2 separate regions of the Homo sapiens genome follow, and region 2 is linked to region 1. A link is a contact called in ENCODE Hi-C or POLR2A ChIA-PET data. All regions are on one chromosome and are shown on one strand. The core of a region is the stretch at or near the end of the contact, and the rest is flanking DNA. Distances in the headings are between cores, read along the strand shown.

What was found. A loop is a pair of places that touch in the nucleus more often than their neighbours do. ChIA-PET counts read pairs that join two places held with the same protein, here RNA polymerase II (POLR2A). Pooled maps may share reads with other maps.
Region 2: a loop to region 1 is called in a map of GM12878, with 3 times the contacts of the local background. The contact joins the promoter of LINC02673 here to the promoter of ACBD5 in region 1. A Hi-C loop is called at or near these places in 5 of 168 maps with a recorded cell type or tissue (GM11168, GM12878 and GM13976), 19 of 37 single-sample maps with no recorded cell type and 13 of 50 pooled maps. POLR2A ChIA-PET finds 5 or more read pairs at or near these places in 4 of 52 experiments (GM12878, activated CD4-positive, alpha-beta memory T cell, activated T-cell and 1 more).

Annotation. Positions count from the first base shown.
Region 1 is chr10:27,238,266-27,242,066 of GRCh38, reverse strand. ACBD5 (acyl-CoA binding domain containing 5) reads left to right here and starts at 1,270. Exons shown (of 13, transcript NM_145698.5): 1 at 1,270-1,393; 2 at 1,583-1,748. The coding sequence starts at 1,379. RefSeq lists enhancers at 1-48, 1,499-1,758, 1,716-2,218 and a silencer at 1,269-1,378.
Region 2 is chr10:27,341,229-27,345,029 of GRCh38, reverse strand. LINC02673 (long intergenic non-protein coding RNA 2673) reads right to left here and starts at 1,594. Exons shown (of 2, transcript NR_187428.1): 1 at 379-1,594; 2 at 113-291.

The DNA of each region.
Region 1 (3,801 bases), core at 21-2,520:
ATACCAAGGTAAATGCCGGCGCCGCGGCTCAGAGGGAAGAGTAACTTACGATCTGCGCCTAGATTTTTCCTAGTAACCCTCCTAACCCATCCCCCTAACTGACAAAAACGACTCTTCCATCCGGGAGACTTTGGGATTTCCGGGCTACAGGACTCCACCCCCCACAACCTAGTCAGTCCCACCACCAACGTTCGGCCTGGGGCACTTCCCAAATGCCTAAGGACGCAGGGGGTTGCGCTAGTAAGTTGAAGGCCCAGGGCACCCCCTTTCTAGGGTTGACGACCCGTAAAGACTCCTCATTGGCCCCGCCCTCTACGCCCAGTATCCTATTTTTATTTTTTTTTTTAATTATTGGTTTCTTAAATAGAGCCAGGGTATCGCCATGTTGCCAGGCTCGTCTTGAACTCCTGGCCTCAAGCAATCCTCCCCACTCGACCTCTCAAAGTATCGAGATTACAGGCGTGAGCCACTGTGCCCGGCCGTCCCCATGCCCAGTCTCCTATTAAATCCCGCTGGAGGTGCCTGGCTCCCTGGGGCTGGGTGGAAAGGGTAGTGTAGGGGAAGTTGCCCTCCGTCCCAGCCCAGTTTAGGAGCCGGCGACCTCCTCTCTCCTTCGGCTGCTCCTCGGACGTTCTTGGCTCAGGGCAGCGAAAACTGTCGAAGACCTGCGGGCCAGGGACTGCTGAGCACCTCCATCCAAGGTCCCCAATGCTTTTCTCCATCTACCCTTTAGAGTGGGTGTCACGATTGCCACTGGAAAGGCTAAGTGACTTGCCCTAGGTCACATAATTTAAATGGCAGAACTGGAGTTTCTCACAGAACCTGTCCCGACTTAAAGCCCTTTGCTTAGGCCCCATTTAACTTCCTCAAACCTTAACTTAGGAGAGTGCAGGCGCTGGGGACCGCAGAGTCATTTTTGTTGCCCAGCGGTGCCGTCGCGTGCAGCTTTGGGCCCAGGTGCAGAACCCAACCGCGCATCCCCAGCGCGCACTTCGTCCACCCGGCTGCCAGAGCGGACACATCGGTCCGGCCTCGGTTTCCCCCTTCTGAACAAAAGCGCGCACAGTGTGCTCCCCGCACCAAGCCGGGACTGTGGCCCCCTTTCCCCGCTTCCCGGACCCTCCTCTGGGGACAGACGGACCGCGCGCGTCCTTGCCGCGGCGGCGGGTCGGGTGGGTGGGGTTTGCTGCACTGCTGCTGCGGCGGCGGCGGCGCCAGTGGGTCCTCCGGTGACTCTGGGGCGGGGCTGTGGGGAGGGCACGGACTGACAGACGGACTCCGGCGGAATGGGGGGTGTGGCTGCTCCGCCAGGGTCCCCAGGGTGGGAGAGCGGCTCCGCGGCCACCGATGCCCGGACCCCCTCTGTCTTCTGCTAGACATGCTCTTCCTCTCGGTGAGTTGTTTTGCTGTCGTCGCGGGCCGGATTCGTGGCCTTAGTCACGCCCCGGGGGAGGAGGAAGGAGCCGGGCCGCTTCGATCTGTGTGGCCTGGATAGGGCAGGGCAAAGGGGAACTGACCCGCTTCGCTCCCGGGCCTCCTCCTTTTGGGGCATGTTGATCCGCGGCTGCGCTCCATGTTCCAGTTTCATGCAGGCTCTTGGGAAAGCTGGTGCTGCTGCTGCCTGATTCCCGCCGACAGACCTTGGGACCGGGGCCAACACTGGCAGCTGGAGATGGCGGACACGAGATCCGTGCACGAGACTAGGTTTGAGGCGGCCGTGAAGGTGATCCAGAGTTTGCCGAAGAATGGTACGTGCGCTGGGCCCCGGCTGTAGACGCCTCCTGCAGAGAGCCCCAAAGCCCCCTTTCACTTTCTGGTTCTAGTGTTGTTTATTTAGCCTTTTTTTCTGTGTAGGAGCCATGTAGTGGAAGGGGAGCTATTGAATATGAATTAATTACCTTTTGATCTTCCAAACCGGAGAAAAATCTAATATCCAGATTTTAAGTACTTCATATTGTTGAAAACAAAAGTCTTGTCACTTAATGACTGCGGATTTGGGTGTGTTAAAAAATAAATCCGGGCCGGGCGCGGTGGCTCAAGCCTGTAATCCCAACACTTTGGGAGGCCGAGGTGGATGGATCACCTGAGGTCAGGAGTTCAAGACCAGCCTGACCAATATGGTGAAACCCCGTCTCTACTAAAAAATACGAAAATTAGCCAGGCTTCGTGGCGTGCGCCTGTAGTCCCAGCTACTCGGGAGGCTGAGACAGGGAAATTGCTTGAACCCGGGAGGCAGAGGTTGCAGTGACCCGATATCGTGCCACTGCACTCCAGCCTGGGCGACAGAGCCAGACTCCATCTCAAACAAACAAACAAACAAACAAACAAAAATCTAGGCTGGGGATGCCTAATGCCACACACTCATAGGGTCTACCAGCTTAAGCGTTTTGAAAACTTTTGATATGAAGGGACAGAAAAGAAAGAATAACTATAGTCAATTGTGAAGTAATTTCTATTTTAATAAATATATATTTTCTACCTTTTTATTTGCTATTCCATTGTATAATGTTCTTTTTTATACTCATATTGGACCTTCTTTGCAGCTGGTGAGAAAAAAGTCATTCCAGTGGCTGATCTCCTTCTTGTATTTAATGTGCTATTTCTCTGGCTGCTTTTTAGATTTCTTTTCTATCTTCGGTTTTCAGCAATTTGACTAGTAGATGTGGTTTTTCTTCATATTAACCCTGTTCACGATTTGCAGAGCTTTTTGAATTTGTAATTTTATGTCATAGACCAATGTGAAGTTTTTGGCCATTAAATATTTTTCTCTGTTCTAAATGCAGAGTCTTAGAAGCAAGACGTACTTTTCAATTCATATCTTTCTACATTATATGAATTATATTTCACAATAAACATATTTATTTCTTTAGAGATGGAGTTCCGCTCTTGTTGCCCAGGCTGAAGTGCAATGGTACAATCTCAGCTCACCTCAACCCCCACCTCCCAGGTTCAAGCGATTCTTCTGCCTCAGCTTACCCAGCAGCTGGGATTACACCCGTGCGTCACCATGCCCGGCTAATTTTGTATTTTTAGTAGAGACGGGGTTTCTCCATGTTGGTCAGGCTGGTATTGAACTCCCGACCTCAGGTGATCTGCCCTCCTGGGCCACCCAAAGTGCTGGGATTACAGGCATGAGCCACCGCGCCCGGCCCAATAAACATATTTAGAAAGTAATTATAGGTGCTACTACTGTGCCACAGTTGTAAAACTAACTGAATACAACAATAATATGTTACTATAGTATTTAATATCATGATTTCTGTTTTCATTAATTATCATTAATTATCAATAATTTCAATAATTATAGGTAACAAATATTCAACACATCATTCAATAAAAATTCATTAAATGCAGATTCAGAAATTTTTAAAAACAAATATACACAAAATAGTGTTCCATTTGTAATTTCTTTCCTTCTATGGTGTTGTCTGAACCTTTTGTAATTTCAAACATTCTATTGGAGGAGGGCATATGGGGGACTGAAAGATAAGAAAGAACAAATAAAATATAAAAAAAAGCATGAACTTATTTAGGTATTGATTTTTTAAGTCCCTAATTATTAGTGTTTATAGAAAGGTATGATTCTAAGAGTTTTATGTAAGTAGTATGTTTATACTTTCTTCTAAAGCACACGTTTTTATAGTTTTTTGAAAATTGGTAAAGCTAGACTGATGTCTCTAGGCCACTATGCCTGTTGACATTATGTACCACTTATTAGGAAACCTGTATAAAGTACAGTTTGTATGTACATAACATTTAAGAAAGTATTGCAAAGTTAACATACCCTATCGGCCGGGTGCG
Region 2 (3,801 bases), core at 345-2,844, 100 kb before region 1:
GACCCAGCAATCTCATTACTGGGAATATCCCCAAAAGAAAATACAACATTCTACCAAAAAGACACACGCAAACCTGCACACGCAGCACCTCTATCTAATACAAAAGTTGGCATTATTTTAAAAAGTTTTTATTTGTGAAAACTTTTCACCCATGGTAGGGATGAAAAAGTACATTCTCACTAAAGTCAAGAGGCACACACCCAAAGCAGCCCCGGGGGCAGGGCTGGGAAAGCCAGCAGCACCAGCATCCTCAGCACATGCCAGCAGGTGTTGGCTGAAGCAACAGGTGTCCTGGGGAAATGGAAAGGAGTTACTTAGACACAGTTGCTGATTCTCGAATTTCCTATTTTTCCCAGGATGTCTTTATCATTTTCTTACCCTCCTGTCTATGTTTAGACACATGGCCCTCAGAGGTGACTTGTTGGCTGCAGAACGAGGAATTCATCACTGTCCTTTGGTCAAGGTAGAGGGAGTTATGTAATTTCATAAACTGTCCATATGTGATGATGGAAATAAAAAAAGAACTGAAGAGATGGAGAAGATACATCATATTCATGAATAGAATAACTCAGTATCATCAGGATGTCATTTCTTACCAATGTACAGATTCAATGCACTTCTAATCAAAATGGAAGCAAATTATTTTATGGATATAGAAAAAGTAATTCTAAAGCTTATATGGGGAAGAAAAAGACCTTGAATAGCTAACACAATATTGAAGGAGAACAAAGCTGGAGGACAGACAGGCACTACTCAACTTCAAGACTTACTGTAAGGCTACGGTAATCAAGGCAGTATCATATTGATGAAAGAATAGACAGGTTAATGAAACAAGACAGAGAGTTTAGAAATAGCGACACATCGATATATTTAATTAATCTTTGATGAAAAAGTAAAGGCAACATGATGAAACAAAGGTTGGTTTCTTCAGAAAGTGGTGCTGGAACAACTGAATACCCACATGTAAAAAAAATGAATCAGATCTTACCTTCTCACAAAAATTAAGTCAAAATGAATCACGGACCTAAATGTCAAATACAAAACTATAAAACTTCTGGAAAATAACAGGAGAAAATCTAGACTCTCTTGGGTTTGATGATCTCTAGAAAAAAATGCCAAAGTTACAGTACATAAAAGAAATAAGTTCCTGATGGAATATAGATTAAAAATTTTTAATATACAAAATGAAAAAAAATCAGAAGAAAATATAAATGCCTATTTACACAGATACATTTTTATGTTGACAAAACCTTTCTAAGACTCTCAGAAATAAGCATTGTGAAGGTTAATTTAGCAAAACAAAAATTACCCTGCATTTGAGAAAAAATAAAAGGCAGCATACTTGTAAAATATTTACTACACATGTATGTGCATGTGTGTATATATAGCAGATTTAAAAATCTTCATTTTACAGAGAATTCACTCAAATCAACAAAAAAATCCTCTATTTAAAATTGGGCAATTTAAATTAGAGATGTAAATTGCAGATCTAAGAAAAGTACTTTGCCTCTAATTTAAAATTGGGCAAACTCCTTCTTCTAGATCTGCAAGTGACTTATGCACACAGGAAACAATATTTAGTGTTCCTCGTTAGAGAAGGCATTTAAGTTAAAACAGGAATCAAATACTGTTTTCTATCCACAAAGTTTATGAGGATAAAGAGCAGTGATATTTATACTGCTGCTTAAAGTTTAAGTTGCAGATGACTTTTCAAATAGACAATTTGGTGGTAAGTACCATATTTAAAAAATTGTATATGCCTGTTGGTGATCAATTCTATTACATTAAGATATTTTTAGAAAATAAGGAAACATACACACAATTTCTTTTTTGAGCGCTGCTTAAAATATCAGTGTATTAAGAAGAATCCATACAATGGCTTTTATAAATACATTTCAGTGAATTTACAGCGTGGGATAAAATGTGACCACTGAATGTAGAAACATATACAGAAGTATGTTGACATTTGAAAATGTATTTTGGTGTACCAAGTAAGGGTAAAGTTCAGTTTGTTTATACATACAGATGATGGTCTTGTGTTATCTGAAATTATGTACGAAATATGATAAAATTTGTTATTTGAGGGCATTTGTTTTAATATAAAATGTTTTTCCTTTTTATTATCTTTGATTTCTGCATTGAACAAGTACAATGTTATTAGTAAAAGTTTATTATTAATGAAATAATTTTGGGGAAGAGCAGGAATATGAATTTTGCACAGATTAAAATAATTTTTCACTTTCTATATTTTAATTTTTATTTTTTGTGGATTAGTATATTCTGTGAACTTTTAGCATTTTCAGAAGAGAAACTTTTTATCTGTGCTTGTTGATTTACATGTACATTTTATTAGAAACATATTTTTATTATATCTAGATTTATTATATATATGTCAATAATTACAGATTAATCATTTTAGTGTAGTTTTGTTATTAGGAAAATAAAGTAGCAAATATAAGTGCTTTATTTATAGCAGTTTTTTAAGATATTGAACTTCCCAACTATATTTATCCATTCTTTGAATCCATTTATCACATGTAAGCTGAATGCCTATTATGTAGAAGACACATTCTATTAACTCTCAAGACCCTTTCATCCTTAAAAATTTCACATTTACCTGCTCAGCCTCAGCAACATGAGAGGCTTAAAATTGGAGTAATAGGACTGAATCTCAATTGAAGCTTTTCCTCTCATCTTTCAAACAAAAATACTTCTGAAGTGAGAAATTAGTAAAAGATAACTACCAACCACGATTTTGGAAATTTATAACAGCTTTAAATAGTAATATGAATAATTGGAAATACCTAATTTACATGTACTCCCTCCATAAATCTAAATATGAATTAATATACATTCTGTAAATCTAAATACAAAATAAAATGAGCCATACCTATTCATTTGAATCCCAAGTTTTCTTTGGCTTGAAGTTTTTAAAATATTAAAGGAGTACTTTGTTTTAACAATTTGTTGTTTTTATTTCAACTCTCCTTTTGCGTAGTACTCTTAAAAGCTAAAATTTCTTTAAGTGTAAATCCTGTGATTAGGACTACCATCGTCCTGTTGTATATACCATATTCCACTTCATGGAAGGCACCCTGAATTGTGTGATGCCTCCTTATTTTATGTACCAATAAAAGATTGTTTAAATTTTTGCCAAATATAGTTCTAATAAATAATGAATTGTAAGTGGCATTTCAATGTCAGAGATGCTAAAATATGAGAAATTGAGCATCTTAGAACCGTTAAAATACAGTGTTATCTGTAACCTTTAAAACACACCACAAAGTAGGCATGATTGTATTATTTTACTTAAAATGTTGTCTTTGTTAAGTAGAAGTTATAATTATAATATCTAACAATTACTGAGCTGTTACATGTGCTAAAAACTCTTCAAAATACTTTGCATAGATTCTCATCGAGGCATCACAGTGATGTCCTGTGAGATAACTGCTGTATTCATCTTCACTTTATTGATGAGAAAATTGAGGCACAGAGAGGTTAAGAGACAGCTAGTAAGTGAAAGACCGTAAAGTTTATTCAAGCCCAAGTTGAACTGAGTCCAAAGGCCAAGCTCTTTCTATTCAAATAGGCCACTCTTTCATTAATGTAGTGAGTAATAAGAGTGAATGAATGTTGTACTTTCTTAAGGAGAATATTAAATATTTGTTTTGAAGGCAGAGAAAGAGCATGGTATTTAATGTTTACAATTGTATAAATCATTGTATGTTTTGAGACAATGGACTAAACTTTCCTAAAAAGTCCTCTCACTCTCATAGGACTGCTCTACATGGGGCCTGTGTC